3 separate regions of the Mus musculus genome follow, and regions 1 and 2 are each linked to region 3. A link is a loop called in an ENCODE intact Hi-C map of the cell type or tissue named here. Cell type or tissue: gastrocnemius. All regions are shown on one strand. Links, peaks and the distances in the headings refer to the core of each region. The heading gives the core; the rest is flanking DNA.

Region 1 (5,489 bases), core at 1,082-3,581, 70 kb before region 3:
GCTAACTAACATCTGTGAAGAAGAAACTGGGGAACATGACACCCCTACTAAGACCCAAGAAAGCTAGCAGACCCATGTCGTGTAATCATGTTCACACTGACTCCTTGACACTGAACACCTCCTTGACTGCAAAATGTAGAGTGGATTACTTCAGGGAGCACCAGGCCAAAGAGCAAGGAAGACTTGGCAACCCACATTCATCTTTCTACAATAAGCACAGAGGGGAAATATTAGCAAAGCAAACAACGGGCTCTGCCTATGATGACTTCCAACAGTTGACCTTCCTTGAAGGACTTTCAGACTCAAGAAAGGGAATGTAATATTCAACAAAGAATACTATCAAGGAAAAACTGGACCCAGTGCAGGACTGTGGGGACCAATGAGCACAATTCCACAAATGAAGAAGCTTACAAACTTCAGCCAAAATAAAATTATCTTATTCTTAGAAGCACTTCGGCTGGTCTACACAAAACCAAGGAAACTGCAATTGGAATCACATTTATTCAAGAGCCATTTGTATCATTTTCCTAAGGCATGAAGATAATTATGTTTAACTGCTAAAATACCCAGACAACTGTATCTCTGACCTCTTTGGGAATTTAAACAAACATGTTTAAACATGTTTTCTCCAGCTCTGGACAGGCAAGTATCCATGGTCAGTGCCAGGCTGGTATTCTAATAACATAAGAACAATAAGGCTCCTGTCTTCCATAGGCGACAGCCAGCCAGAATTTCCTTAATGACATCAAGTGCTTGTTTATGCCTACCAGGGAGGGTTCAGACCACTGCTTCCTGCTGAGTGCCCTGATGCTTAGTTCCAGCTAAGAAGAAGGAACAAGGCCCCAAATCAAGTAAACAGAAGAAAATACTGAGCTCAGAGCTTACTGGCAAAGAGATAGTATAATTTGGTACCTGTTCTCAATTAGAGAAATCACTGCCTGTTCAGGAAGTTTCTGAAATTCCTCTTGCTTTTTAGCTCCTAGTCTCTGGGAATCCACTGTATGACTGGTGTCATTTCCATCAATCTTCACAACAGACTTGCAAAGGAAAACTATCAACTATATTCTAGCTGAGGAAAACAAGGCTTGGAGATGACGTTTTCCATATGTGTCTGAACTAGATCACTTACCAAGGGTCCCTTCGTGGATACAAGGAGCTGTGGAGTTACATGTTAAAGCACATATAGTAATAAAAACAGATGCTCCCATTTTTCAAGCCATTTTATTCATGTTTTGTTTTGTAGGGATCACTTTAATTATGCTAGTCTCTGACATAATTGCCCCACTTCCACAGACACAAATAACCTTAATGTATGTTAGTTAGCTTTCTGTACTACAACAAAACATCTGAGGCATCAATTTATAAAGTAAAAAGGGTTATTTTTGGTCTACAGTTTGAGAGGATCCAGCTTACAATCAGCAGGCCCGTTGTGCTGGGCTTGTGGCAAGGTGGTAATATGTGAGGGGGCAAAACTGAACACCCCCTGTATAAAAAAGCAATAAAAATAAGAAGGGGTTCCAGTCTCACAACTCACTTGGAAAATCACTTGTCTCATGACCTAAGGACCGGGCTTATTTCCTGCATGGTTCACCACTTCCAAACAGCTCCATCTCAGGACCAAGGCTCACTCGAAGAACATTAGGGTAGAGTCAACATCAAAACTACAGCAACATGCTCACCATTATGAAATGACCCCTGGAACATTAGAGTAGATACCAACTTCTTCACACAATAAGGTATCCTGTCAGGGGAACACACTTATGGGGGTAATGCAGATAAAGGACCTGTAGAGATCAAAGGGCAAGCAAATGAAACAACAGGAAGATAATGTGCAAGGCCAGCCTGGATGGACCTTGAAGGAAGCAGTGCAGAGATGCTCAAGAGGTGCATGCCCTGAAACACAGGTCGACCAAATTTTGTTGAGTAAACCCACCAAACTCTGACAGGGATGCCCAAAAGTACAGCTATGGCAGCCTCACCCACAGAGCCTGGGTTCCTCTTTCTTCCCTGGTTCTAGTAGATTCTCATGACCCAAATATGCCTCCCTCCGTGAAACTTAGACTGATGCCCAAACCTGACCCAATCTACACGGACATAATAAAGGCTGCTTCAGTCCCTTTAGGGAGCTCCCAAGGCTGCTGGCACATATCTGACGATTTTCAGAGCCAAGCCACTCCCAGCAGTCCCAAACTGTTCAGTGATCCTCTGTGGACTGTTTCTTGCAACTTGTAGTTGGCTAGTAAGCTGATACCCGGCCTTCTTTGCTCTGTATCAAATCCTGCCTGACCAATTTTATTATCCTATCCTCTACATCCTCCCTTGCTATGACAGGCTGTCAAATCATGGAGATGTGGCTTGGATTAAAGGAAGTAAATGACGAGGCTCTGATGGGGTCAATGGATGATCCCATGAAGACCTTCACAAGTAAAGACAGTTCATCTTCTACAGACACCAGCTTACAAGGGAATTGAAAGTATGGGTTGCCAAGTTACCATTTGAGAAATCCAGTTATCGCAACACTTCCCTCGAGACCTGCCTGGACTGCAGCTAAAAATGAACCTCTGCATTTTGTACATATATGCCCTCCAGCTAGAAAAGAGGAAGACTGGTATGAAGAAGGAAACATGACAGGACAAGCTTAGAGTGGGTGTGTCAGAATCTCTTAGTGTTGGGAAACCCCTGACAAGACAAGGAATGACACCCAAGAAAATGCTGGGTGGAGAAATGGACAGCTGCTCACGTGCCCACATGGAATGCGATGGGTCCAATGGAATGATTACCTCAGACTTCAGCCAACTCGCCTCTACCGCCACACATTCCCACCCCAACACTGCAGTCCTCATTAAAGAAGGCCATTAATGAAGTCCCCTTTGTCCCCCAAGTGTCTGCACAGCCTCAGAGAAGAACAATAAAGAGTGGTGAGACACTATATAACAATGATACTATCCTCCTGTCTCCCATGGGGCCCCAACAAGAAAAGATGGCAGCAAAGAAAAAAATGGGAAAGGTGACAAATCACAGTGGATCAAGACAATTAACAAATGGCACAGATCAATGGGGTAACACTCACACCCTGACAAGGCAGCCAAAGCTCCCATTTTCCCAGCAGAAGGTGATCTGTTCATTACTTCATATTCTGGCACGGAAGCTCCCATATGGTTGATTTCTAAGGGGAAGCCTGACCATTCCTGAGTATTCTACAGCCTCTTGTTACATCCAGTGTTTACAAAAGGGGCAGTGAAGAAAGATAAAACTCCAGACCTTGTGAGTTGATTTGCCAAGGGCAGATCATACACAGATCCAGGAGTACACTCCTCCTTCTAGTGCTTTCTACAAAACTCTTAAGAGAAGACAGGCTCAGCTTTTGAGACCTATCTCCTACTTTTCCTCTCCCTTCCAGATGTAATCCACAAAGGCCACACCAGGTAATAGGCACAGAAATACAAAGGATGAATGCATGCATGCAGTCACTTAACATACACGAAGAGCCTGCATGTCAGGCTACGGGGCTATTTTGTAAACAGGACTTTCCCCATCTTCAAGTGCTTTGCAGACTGTCTGGATAGATGGATAATAAGGTGGAGTGGTCAGCTTTATAACCAAAGCAACCAATGATCTGCCTCCCTGCCCTCAAGTCTAGTCTAGAAGAAAGGGTTTCAGAAGGTTGAGCCATCTGAACTGGGCTTTACAGAGGAGATATACAAAGGGTAAGAAGGGGGGCAAGGTTTGCAAGTTCCAGGCTTTAAGTAACAGACCCCAGGGAAACATCCCAAAGGTTGACTGTGTCAAGACTCAGTTGCTACAAAATTCCTCTCCTAGTCCAGGTTCTTCTTCCACCCACAGTCTTCCATTTCTGTTGTGTACAAGTGTAGCTACAAAACTGCAAGACACTGATGGAGCATTTCTGAAATCTCAGTATGGGAACTTGAAATCCGCTACTGATTTTTCTGCATGACTATAGGCTTTTGTTTTTATTAGCTATTAAGGAGGGGATGCTATTACTTCATAAGGAAATGACATACATAGAGGAGATGTTTTCTTCTCTGAAGTGAGCAGCTCAGACAGGAGGGGTACTATTGCTTAAGGTATTTAGCAAGTCTACCAAGTGGGAGCAATGAGTCCTCACAGGCGGTCCTGCTCAATAATGGCAACTCTGTGGCTACACAGGAACATTCTCATTCCTAGGCTCATGGTCTTTGTATAATGCAGCCTCAGGGTCACTACCCATTACCCATCACTGGGCCAGTTTCCTTGGATGACTTTGATCAGTGATCATATAGCTCAGGAGACTATAAATGCCTCTAGCATAAGAAACTCCCATTGCCCTCTCTATTGGCACAATGCTGGATGTTTAAATACCTACAGCACACAAAGAAGAAAGAAAACAAATGAGCAGCTCATAGTTACTGAATGTACATCTAGCAATAATGCTGCAATGTCTTAGGAAGCAGAGATGACTAAAACAGATCTTCACAGCCACTAATGTTCTCTGCTTCCCTACATAAGCACCAGACAGACCGTCAGCTAACAGTTCATCTGTACTGACTCATGTTACATGCCTCAATCACAGTGAACGAGATGTAGGCATTTTGCAGACGATTAAATGAAATGAAAAAAAGCAACACTTCATTCATATACATGCATATACATATATATGTATAACACACACACTGTTACTGTAACTAAAGTCGTCCCTCCATCAGTCATCAACAGTGAGGATAACATTAGTCCATAGCCATAATGAACTGGCTTTTGCCCATGTGACAGTTCTGTGACTTGGAACTAATTGTCAACAGGCTCACAAGATTTTCAGAGTACCACTATAAAGCATGCAGTAATGTCCCAGTTACCTCCTCTGTATCATACAATGAAGTGTCCCTAAACACCATCCTTGGCCATGCATCACATACAAGCATCAAGTGTGATACAAGGCAAGACGAGCTGGACAGGTCAGGTTCTACTCCTCAGCTTCTCAGCTGTGTGGTGACACGTAACTCAGTATATGCACAGATAGCAGCAGCAGCCTTCATGTGGGGCTTGGGAAGGTGACAGAAGACAAGTCTAAGTTCTCCTCTATTTTGGGGCCACTGCTTTGATTCTGCTGTGGAAAGAACAACTGCCACAGAAATTTCATTTGATAGAACAGAATTTTGGTCGATGGAACAGAAAATTACCCAAACAAGTGTTCAGTCAGATAAAGGCCAACTCCACAAGTTACTTAAAGTCACATTCTAATTACTGAGACAAATTACAAGTGGTTCCTTGGTTTAACTGGGGAGAGAACAGAAGCTATTAAATGATCATGGATGAAACGCTAGAAGTTAAAAGGATGAGCAAGGTCAATTCTCAAGAGTGTGGGCAGAGGTTAGCACCTGAAAGAGCCTTTTTACAATGGTAAGACAAGGATGACAAAAACAGTTACTATGAAGTTCATGTTATAAAATATCTGGCAAAAAAAACAAACACACAATTAGCAGAGGGGTCAGCTA
Region 2 (5,489 bases), core at 1,082-3,581, 120 kb before region 3:
GTCAGGCTCAACAATGTGGATGCAGTTAAGATATGGTGATAGCCGGACACAGTGCTGGCCAAGAAACTCTCACTGCTGTCCATCTGCTCTGCCTTCTTGGGTCAGCATTTTTAAAGACCTTATATTTTAGGATTCTTCCTGCCATACACATTCTGTAAATCCTAAAACCTTTTCTTGAAGGTATGCAAAGGGTTGGCAGTGGGGTGGATTGTAAAAGGATATGCAGAATTAAGGGAGGCTCATTATTTCAAGAACCAAGACACACATACAAGTGAGGTACAATACAGGCAAGGGTGCATTTCCATTGCCTGTTCAGCACTGAAAGCATCCTTACTCTTTTAACCAGTTTACCGAAAATAAATATAAAAATAAAAAATAAATAAAAAAAAACCCAAAATCTGCACACACAGGGCCTGCACAGGTCTATGTCAGACGGAGTTAAGGAGCTGAAGGGACAAAGGGATACATGTCCCTATTCCTAGGCTAGAAGCTCTGTCAAGAGTCTCACTGAGGAAACAAGTCCCTCTTATGGGCAGGCTGCATGCCTAGCAATAGAGTAACAGAAGAGAGCGCTCATCGGCATGGGGGAGATGTCGGCATGGGGGAGGTACCTTGTCTAGCCATGTCATGGCAGGGCTTTTCCTTTTTTGTTTTTAAAATTTTTTTCATTTTAAAATTTACTTATATATATTTTCCTTCCCTCCTTTTACCCTACTGGTTCTTTGCTTGTGTCTTATGGCTTCCAGCTTACTGTTTTTATGGGATTCTTGAGTGTGCTAATGGATGTCTCACTATCTATACCTGTCTTGGGCTTTTCTTGGGCTCTTGTCCTTCTCTTTGTTTTGTCCTACTCCAGTGACATGTTAGTTGTTTTTTTTTTTTTTTTTTTTTTTTGCTTTATTTTATTACTATCTCTTAGAAGCCTATTTATTTTCTAATGAGAGTCAGAAAGGGGGTGGATCTAGATGAGAGGGAGGCAGGAAGGAACTAGGAGGAGTAGAGAAAGGGGAAACCATAATTAATATATATTGTATGGAGAGAAAAACCTATTTTCAATAAAAGGGAAAAAATAACATCTGCTAACAGTTATCTTAAAACAGTTAACAGTGGTAGAATGTAGAAGACAGTCACGTGGTTCCTCTCCCTTCAAAATAGCCACCATGCTGTTGGCTGGGCTAAGGCTACCAGGCTAGAAATGTTACTCTGAAGCCTGTGGAGACCACCACCTCTGCAGGACTGCGCAGCCTCTGCTCTCCACTCTGAGGCCCGAGGGTGGAGGCGAGGAGCAGAGGACTGCTCTCTGTAAGCCCGGTGAGCCCAGCCTGCTCCAGGAGGAAGCATGACTCACCAGATTTTTCAGCAGCGTGGACAGTTCCTTTGTGAGTGTAGAAAACTTGACAAAAGCGGTGCCAAGGTCAGGGTTGTCTCTGCTTAAAAAATTACTTCCAAACTTATCCAGAACTTGTGCATAGTTTTCTTCATTTTGTACATGATCTAAAAAGGAAGGAAGCAAAAAAGGAGTGTGAGTGGTTATTTGCCGCAACGAGGGCTTCTTCTGAATGTGGATCACTGGAACCTCTTAAAAGGAAAGCAGAGAAAAACAGCATCAATTATTTACTGAACACGTCCAGAGGCTGGCAGTACACTCAACGCTCTTCTCTTCTGAGACAGGGTCTGATGTATAGTTCAGGCAGGCCTCAGGCTTGCCACCTTTCTGCTGGTGCCTCTCTTATGCTGTGATTACAGGTGTGAGCCACCACGCCTGGATGGCATTGGTGCTGTCTATCTGTCTGTCTGTCACTGACTCTTCAGTTATTTAAGGGAAAAATTCTTCCCACATTCACCAGCAATTAAGAAACTATGAAGAAATTTCTCATTAGCAAACTCAATCTTAAAATACAAAAGAAAACCTCACAAGAGTTTTAGCAATGTTTCCTGCTCTGCATCTAATCTTGACTCCTTTATTTTGTTTTATGCCCCAGGTCTACAAAAGGAGTCAAGATTAGATGTAGAGCAAGAGACATTTTATTTTTAATTTTTATTTTCTGGTGAAACCATCTCTAGGTACAAAGCCTGCATGCTCAGATCACAAAAATCATGAAAACAACTTCTACACTTTCTACCTTCGCTACCCCTCGCACTTTCTTTCAACTCTGCAGGAGCTGATGTGAAAGGCCCACAGCCTTTCTCAGTACATACGGGAACAGTAACTCTTACTCCTGTGAAATACCTTCTGTCCTGTTTTCCAGGCTATCCTGCTCTCTTCATCATCCTCTACCTCTACCTCATGGCTGCTCCTCCCCCTTCTCTGCTGCTTCCTCGCCTGTCTGACCTCATTGCACTAGAAAGCCCCTCTCTGTTACTGGTACTTTATATTATTTTTCCATCTATTCTTACTACCTTGAGATCTCAAGTCTCATCACTTTAAATGCTTTCCAAAAGTTTTAAGTTGGTATCTTGACCACTAAAACACAAATTGACACATCCAACCATCTATCTCCATTTGGATGCCCAAACAAAAGGCTACACTGGACCCCGTGGTCTTCTTCCGTCAGCCCTTTATCTTACTTAGGCACTGGCAAACAGCATTAGACAAGATGGAATTTGAAACCCGTCGACTCATACTTGGTTTTCCTTTCTCACACCCTGGGACCTCAGAGTGGCCACAGAAGGCCACTTACCACCGAGAAAGATATATACCCCAATCTGAGAATTTCTCATCACCTCATGCTAATCACCGCCTACCCAACATCACCTCTTTGTTCTGGTCTCTTGAGCATTGCTCTTGCTTTGTTACTAAAACAGCACCCTGTATGGCTCTATTAGGTTATACAACAGATGTTAACTCCCACCACACATGCCCTTCATGAAGGACTGCCAGGCTCACCATGATCTTCACAGACATGGAGAGAAGTCTACCGGGGACTGATGCATGGCAGCTGGCTTGCCTGGTGACTGCGTTGGAGGTGGTATTCATGTGCCAGCTTTTTGTTCTGCCTTTGTGTGGAAGCCCACAGCACATGCCTAGTATTTACTACATGAACGAGTAAACAAGTCTGTGTCAGAGTCTTAAGGCTTTCCTCAGTCAGAAGGAACCGTCCTTGCCTGTAAGTCCTGTACTTATGCACGGTTTCCCACATCATCTGTGCACATGCATATTTTCCCTTAGGAGGCAAGGATTGCCTCTGTCACCTCTGTATCCCTCACTCAACAGACAACACTGGCGATTTTCCGGGGAGCTGGACTTAGGATATTAGGGCTTAATGAGAATTCGTTAAGTCCTCTGAAATTTCTTAGGCTGTTTATTCCCAGCTATTCAACAATGGAATGCTTTACTTCAAACCTTCTTCAATAACTGTATAAGAGCAATGGCCGTTCAAGAAATGAAACAGCAGCCTGGGGAATAACGGGCAAGAAACATCGCTGTCATCCAGTGAGACCAGATGAAGCTCCCAAAGACTTCTGCTCATCACAGCATTAAAATTCATGATGCCTGCAGTGGCGATAAACATTTATGACTGCGATATTTTTAAAAGATAAAACACATCTCTGGTTAAGCCTCAGAAAAATAGAAAGACCATCTCAGCTCAACAATAGGCACATCTGCCCCAAAGCATAGATCTACCTGGGTCATAGACGCCCACACCCCACTGAGACTCCCACCTAATGCTTCTGCTTCTGCAAGCCAGTGAGAAACAATGAAGTCCATTTCAACGCTCCAGGGGAGAAAGCACCTCAGCATTAGGTGGGATACACTGGCACACAGGCTTGCTCTTTGTTCCCTTGAAGTCATAGAATGAAATGTGTAGAGATGTGTAAATTATTAGAGTATCTGCTACTCACTACCCAGATTTAGAAAGGAATTATTACAAATTGGTTCTAGAATCCCTTCCTAGGCATCTCATGAAACTGCAATCGCTTCTCTTCCTCCCCTGACATCTATTCCCCTGAAATATAACTTCATGAAGAGTTAGCAAGAATTATGAGAAGCCTGGCAGATGAACAATGGTGACTCACTGAGAAATCAGATGAACTGAGCAGAGCTGGGTCATAGGAGGAGGGTATTGATGTGTGCTGAGAATGTTCTCTGGCCTAACCGTTCTCTCTGTGACACTCTGTATTTCCTCCTCACCAGATCTCTGCAGAGTGTGATAGATGAGAGGCTGAAAGCCAGAATGGATAAGTCAGCAGAAGCTAGGTATAGATCCAGAAAACCTATATAGTCCCTGGGTGTGCATATGTATGCATCAGTAAGTGTTTGTTCAAACACAGTGAGATGTCATATATATACAGTATAGATACAGATATTAAAATATAGCAGTATAATAAGTTGAATTTGTGGATAATAATACTAAAGGGGGGAGTAGCATAAGCCCAAAAGAAGATGGCCATTGTTACCTGAGAGCTGTATGTAATATCTAACAGCACAGGAATAGGTCTCGCATTTTAAGTATCACTTAGCTTAGAGCATTATAAATCTATCAGAGACAGTTTACTGAAAGCACCCTCCCTGCAGCCCATTTGCCCTCACGAAATACCTCTACCTCGATATAAAACCAAGAGCTTTCCAAGACTTTTTCAATATGTAACAAGTCTGAGAGGCAGTAATACTGCTCTGGGGAGGAAGTATCACAGGCAGAGGCAGAGGGAGACCGTATTTGAGGACAGTCGGCCAACTAAATGTGCTATCGCTTTAGGCATACAGGAAAGAAGAAAAATATAAAGGTTTTAGCGAACACCATCACAGACATAGCTTTGTAACTAAAGAGACAAACTAAACTCACAAAAGCCTCATCGCTCCAAGAGATGAGGGAGTATGAGAAAGTTCTTTTATAATCTGCACTGCAGAATTAGAAATAACAAGACAAGAGGTAGCAGCCTTGGGCTTCTAAGACAGTGACTTGTGGGAAGGAAGAGGCTAAGTGTAGAGACGATTTTGGTGAAGCTCACAATTTATAGGTCTTTTGGGGAGGTGCATAAGCTTGAAAAGCTGGAGCCCCCATATACATACTAAATCAGCCCCTTCCCTGGTGATTTGTATCTCTGGCAGTCTTGTTTGCAGGTCCCAGTCACTGAATGGAGCTTAGAGGAAAAGCTCTTCCCTGCTCAAATGCAAAATCTAAAGTGCGATGAACCTTCATTCAATGCCTGTGTGACATTATCTTGGTCAAGTGGCCTTCTCTAAGCCACACCTGCAAAATGGAGACATCAATGGCATTTATCTCAGACAGTTAAGCTATTGGAGGTTAGCATGAAAGCACAGTAAGTATGTGATGACATCAGAGTGATGTCACTGCCCACCCCGCTCTCTGTAGCACAACTGGTCTTTTATCCTCTGGCCAGATGGCATAGGTGTCCAAACACTCTGAAGCCAGAACTCTAAAGCTCACACCCTGCGAGTCGGGAGTGCCTTCGGGTTGCACTGCAGTTCCACTGTTTACACACGCCTCGAGGACTTTCTCAATAATTCACAGGCCTTTCTTTGATGG
Region 3 (5,489 bases), core at 1,302-3,801:
TATTCTAGAGTGTCCACATCACCAAAAACAAAACAAAACAAAACAAACTACCCAAAAATTCTATTTCTAAGAATAACCACAATAACACAAGCCAAATTCTTTCAATTTCCAAATCTCTCACTTGTGAAGAATATGCAAACATTTCCTGATATTTTCACAAAGTTTTCCTTCTATTTTGGGAGCAGTAATCCCCCTGCCACCCTCCCCCCATTACAATGATATATTTTTATTTTGAGACAGGCTCTTCCTATGTATTCTAGGCTGGGAACTCACAACCCTCTGCTCAGTCTCTGAGTGCTGGCCGCATGGTGTGTGGCACGTCTAGTGCAGGTCCCTGCCCTAGCATTTTATGAAATAAGGTCTTGCTGTGCAGCCCTGGCTGGTCTAGAACTCATTAGGAAGTCCAGGCTAGCCTCAAGCTTGATCCTCCTGCCTCTATGGACCAACTGATTGGATTACAGGTATGTCCCACTACCCAGCCTAATTTTGAAGAACCAGGTTGGCATCTACTGAGGATGTACCTTCAGCTGTGTTATGATCCAACAGTAAGAAGCTAAAAAGACGTTTCATATAAAGAAGAGGTCACCATACAAAGTCAAACCAAATAGACTATGATTCAAGGGTTAAAAAAGTACACAGTGAGGAAAATGATTTCTTAACCAAGCCTGTACTCAAGTTTAGAAAAAGAATGACAAAATTCTGGTATCAATTACTCTACATGCTTTAGGGACAAGAGTATATCAATGTATTCTAATATGTCACTTTTGAACTTTCTAGACTGGTTCTAACTCTTTCTCAAGCCCAAAGGCCTATTCTTCTACCTAAGCTCAAACACACACACACACACACACACACACACACACACTCACACACTATCTCTCTCTCTCTCTCTCTCACACACACTCTCTCTCTCTCACACACACACACACACTCACACACTCAAACACACACACACACACACACTCACACACTATCTCTCTCTCTCTCTCTCTCACACACACACACACTCACACACTCTCTCTCACACACACACACACTCACACACTCTCACACACACACACACACACACACTCACACACACTCTCTCTCACACACACACACTCACTCTCTCTCTCTCTCTCACACACACACAGGGTTGGGGGCAGATACTTATTTGACATTAACTATTCTAAAAAAAGGTGCTTCAATATGCAAATATCCCCCACAAACAGCACCCCAAACACCCTTATCATCTGCTGCACAAACAGAATACAGTAACACTATCTGAGTGTGCAGAAAGTTACAGTAACTGACAGCTCTATTAGCAGACAGAGAAGAAGTTATCTGGCAGAAAAATAACCCCACAGCCTAATCAATGTTAAACCCTTTAGAGGCATATCCAGTTAGAAATGGAAAAAGATGACCACACACTCCTAGATGAGCAAATTTGTCAGCTTCTTCCAATTATATGAAGGACAGAATCACTTTGAGGTTGAATGCCTGGCTACTCTGCTTAATCCCTGATATTAACCGTCAAGCAACTGACAGGTCACAAGGGGGAGGGGTATTCACTACCTCTGCCTTTCAAATACACTTAGGTAGGTAGTATTTCTCCATCCACTTGAACATTCATTTCCATCACTCAACAATGGCTCCAGAGAAAACTCTAAAAACAACCCTTCCTGGAATTAAACAGACTAGTTTATAGCACCTGGCAGGTGGACAAGATGGGACAAAGAAATCTCCCACCCCCTAACATTTCCATCTCTTATGCATGCACCCAAATACCAGTTCTCCATACATCAAACAACTTGACTACCACAGCCAGTTCCAGGCAGAACTTCAACATTCCCTATATTCCCGAGGGCTGGTCCCTAGCCGCCCTAAATAAAAAAAAGAGCTCCCTGAACCTCAAATAAACCAAGTGTCTAATTCCCATGGGGGAAACCCTCTTCCTGCCTATACTGTCGTGTTCAGCCAAGACAGGCCAAGCTGCTTAGGATGGGAATATTTTGTGGCACTGAGAAAGTGTGCTGAGTTTCTGGGAAACTGCCTTATTTTCACTGCTTTTTCACTGGCTTGTTTGTAGCTGTAAATATGTGCTTAAGGCGTTTCTCCTCACCCACCCCACGCTCAAGATTTAAAAGAAATAGCTTTGCCCTTGCCTCTGCCCCTGGACATCTATCCGTTGGAGGGTCCTGATAGGCAGAGCTGTTCTTTCCGCAGCTTCTGGTCCCATCTACCAGTCTGATCAGCTCTGCAGACTGCATTGAGTGTCCTGCGGATCTGGTGCAGCAGAGCCCTAGAGAACCAAAGCCACTGGAGCAAGGGGCGCTGGGCGGGGATCCGTTTTGTACAGACCTCCTTCCACTGGGCTTTTGCTCACTTTAGGCACAGGGGACTAGCAGACACAGGCCCAGGGATGGCAACAGTCTCAATTGAAGTTCCCTTTTATTCCTTTGGGGTTTTCCACCAGCCCTTATCTCTACAGCTAAGCCTGCCTGGCCCCGCTGGGCTGCGGAGAAGTGCATTCACGGCCCATCTCCAAGTCTCTGGCTGGTGACCTTGGCCAAGCAGCCTCGCCTTTCTGCCCTCGGTGGCCTGACGCCACGTACTTCGTGGGTTAGGAAAGGGTCACAATGATGTGGAAGCGCTGAGCAGACTGCCTGGCACCCAGACAGGGTGCAAGGCAGAGAGGATCTCTCTTCTACTCGGGTGTCCAGAGCTCGCTCAGTCCTTCCCCACTTCAGTTTCCCCGGCTTTCAAACCTGCAGGATCCCGGAAAGGGCTGCCAAGGAGGACCACAGGGGCCGGGGGCTGCCGGAGGGGGTGTGGCTCCCCGAGTCGCCGGGCTCCCCAGGGCCCCAGCCCACCCAGCTGCCAGGCCGCCGCCTACCTCCTCCAGCAGCGTGACGGTGTTCCTGCAGTTGTGCAGCCGCGTGGTGAAGCTGGACGTGGTGGGCGAGTTGTAGTCCTCGGTGGTCTCGGCGATGAACTCGGACACGGAGATCTGGTCCGGCATCCTGCCGCGGGAGGGACGAGACACAAGCGGGGGCGGGCGTGAGTCACGGCGCAGGCTCCCGGGGCCGCCGGGCGGCTCATGAACGCCACGCGCGCAGCCCGACCCGCCGCGGCGCCCGGCCTGGCGCGCGAGGAGTGGAGCGGAGAGGAGCGGAGCGAGCGGCGCAGCGCCCTTCAAACTGCAAGCGGCGCGCGCAGGCGGCCGGGGACGCGCCTCCCCGAGCGCACGCAAGGGGCGGCGGGGCGGGGCGGGGCGGGGCGCGACGGGGAGGGGCGGGGCTGGGCGGAACGGACCGCTCCGGTGGCGCTGACAAGCGGCGAGGCTCGACCGACTGGGGCGCTCGCTCCCGCGGAGCGGCGGGCGGCGCGCCCGCGCCAGTCACGGGGACAAACACGGAAGTGCTCTGCGCACGCGCCCCGCACGCCCCGCCCGCCCCTCTCTCTCCACTTACCCCCCCCCCCCGCCGCCCGGCCCTCGCGCGGCCCCCACCTCGCAGCCGCCGGCGCTGGTGCTCGTGCCCGTGGGGCTCCGGAACCGCGCCCCACGCACACACACACACACCCGGCCGCCCCCGGAGCGGTTACTTCAGCGAGCTGGTTACGCGAGCGTTTTTGCAAGAGAGGGACCAAAAAAAAAAAAAAAAAAAAAGTTGTTCGTGTTCTTTTTTAGTCCCGAGTGGGTGCAGGAAGCGAGGCCCGGAAAGCCGTCTCCCTTCTGCGCGGACCGAGGGATGGGGGCGCAGCCCTGCTGCCCTCTGAACGCCAATGCTGTGCCTTGTGCAGAGACAGGAAGGGTTGTTTTAAAATACTTTCATCTGTCCAGATGTATTTGGTTTTTTTTTTTTCTTCCCCTACCCCAGAGGACCGCCGAGCATCCGGAGATGCAAAAAGTATTTCTCAGGTGCAAATGCTCTTCACTGCTAAGCAGGAACTGACTTTCTTCTGAGAAAAGTACCAATTCAGCCCCAGCAAGATGTCTACTGTTGTTAGTCCAACATACCCATCTAATTTCTCACCACCGACTGGAAGATTTTGAGAATGGTATCAACAAAACCCACCTAGTCCTTGGGATTGGCCTCCAGGAGCCCTTGAAAGCGTATGACTGGCCTCCATTAAAGCCTGCTTTGGAAGGCAAGCCCTGTGGCCCACTCAGACCTGCCTGCATACCGTCCGATATAGCTAGCTAGAGGTTGTGTTCGCTGGCCTTTCTGGCCGCGTGTGGGTCGTGTGGCTCAGGGACCCACGGAGAGGGCTTGTCTTGAGTGAGGACCGGCAGGGAGGGAGGAGAAGACTGCATGTCAAGAGGAAAAGGTTCGCCTCACAAGCTGACAAATTCTGAGATGAGTGATGTCGGCAAGGGCCACATTCCTGCTGTCTTGGAATTTGCTTTGCAGCAGAGGACCAGACAAATAGGCAATACAGAGGAGGAGTAGGAGAAAATGACAGAGCCATACATAAACCATGGTCAGAGAAGGCTCAGTCAAAGTGTGCAGAATAGAATGGATACACCACTCGATACCCTGTTGGCTGGGAATCTTGGACCCCTAACTGCCTCCCATGAAAGTAGAAGACAGGGACCCTCATGGAGGAGGCTGAGTTCATGGATGAGGACTTGCTCTCTGCATAGGAAAAAATGGGTTAAAATGTGTGCTGTTTCTCTTCCTGGCTTGACCGAATTGGGTGTGCACTGTGCCTCCACTGCGGTTCCTACCAGTGCTCTCCAAGGCAGGGAAGTGTCTCCGCCTACTACAGGAAGAACTTGCTAAGGGAATGAGCATAAAGAAACACATCCCTGGCAAACTGACCTTTTAAAAAAAACTAGTGAATAAAGAGGTTAAACATAAACAAGAGTACTTTCTCTCCTCAGTACTTTAAAAGTTTGGTTTGGGAGACATGGAGGGTTTAGCTCTCAGGGAGAAAATAAGGCAGGAGGAGACTGGCAGCTGACCACCCCACAAGGGCAGGCTCACTGGTTGCCAGGGCTGCAAGATGTAGCATTTGGAGAATGAACATTCCAGAAGAGAATCCTAGCTCATTTCTCACAGCATCTGGAAAATTCTGTAAGTTGGAACAAATATGACCCTCACTAGCTTGGCCTAATTAAGCTCCCTGCGCCTCAGAAATCCCATGCTCCCCTATAAAGTACTGAGAGCAAATCAGCGAGAAAAATCAGTGAGCACTGGGGCTTCCCTCTGAAAGGATTTGTCTTCCTCAGGGCTGTGAGCCAGTCTGGTCCCACCCCCCACACCCCAGTTGTCATCTAGTACCTGCCCTGTCTACTGAGCTGGCAGCACTCCTCTGTGTGTGTGACATAAACAGTAAAAATGAACTGTTGTTCAGAGCCTAGACTTAGCTAATAAGTGTGTCTGTTCCCAGAGACCCTGAATTCCACAGCTTTCTCTCCTAATTCAGATACCTTGGGTTTGGGTGGCATGAGTTTATCAAATAAGAGGGTAAGGCGTGTCAAAAATGACCACCACACAGAGCCC

The links. Hi-C counts contacts between places; a loop is a spot of excess contacts. Peaks named below come from ENCODE experiments on the same cell type or tissue, not always from the same donor. Only the 100,000 strongest peaks of a DNase experiment are listed, where the experiment ranks them.
Region 1: a loop joins it to region 3, with 1.9 times the contacts of the local background. A loop is called at or near these places in 9 of 42 quality-filtered maps.
Region 2: it touches region 3 in a loop (2.0-fold over the local background); 9 of 42 quality-filtered maps call a loop at or near these places.

What each region holds. Positions count from the first base shown.
Region 1 is chr15:64,240,149-64,245,637 of GRCm38, forward strand. The region is part of intron 3 of Asap1 (ArfGAP with SH3 domain, ankyrin repeat and PH domain1); the gene reads right to left. Among named protein-coding and RNA genes, the nearest start is that of 1700010G06Rik, 71 kb to the right of the region's middle. In gastrocnemius, for the core only: no CTCF peak of the experiment used is centred there; no DNase peak of the experiment used is centred there; H3K27ac peaks cover 939 bases.
Region 2 is chr15:64,190,136-64,195,624 of GRCm38, forward strand. It overlaps Asap1 (ArfGAP with SH3 domain, ankyrin repeat and PH domain1), which reads right to left. Exons shown (of 31, transcript NM_010026.3): 5 at 1,349-1,494. Among named protein-coding and RNA genes, the nearest start is that of Gm20717, 95 kb to the left of the region's middle. In gastrocnemius, for the core only: no CTCF peak of the experiment used is centred there; no DNase peak of the experiment used is centred there; H3K27ac peaks cover 765 bases.
Region 3 is chr15:64,309,474-64,314,962 of GRCm38, forward strand. Asap1 (ArfGAP with SH3 domain, ankyrin repeat and PH domain1) reads right to left here. Exons shown (of 31, transcript NM_010026.3): 3 at 2,876-3,002. 1700010G06Rik (a long non-coding RNA gene) reads left to right here and starts at 4,645. Exons shown (of 2, transcript XR_003951590.1): 1 at 4,645-5,060; 2 at 5,485-5,489. In gastrocnemius, for the core only: no CTCF peak of the experiment used is centred there; DNase peaks (open chromatin) are centred at 2,301, 2,604 and 3,337; H3K4me3 peaks cover 2,500 bases; H3K27ac peaks cover 2,330 bases.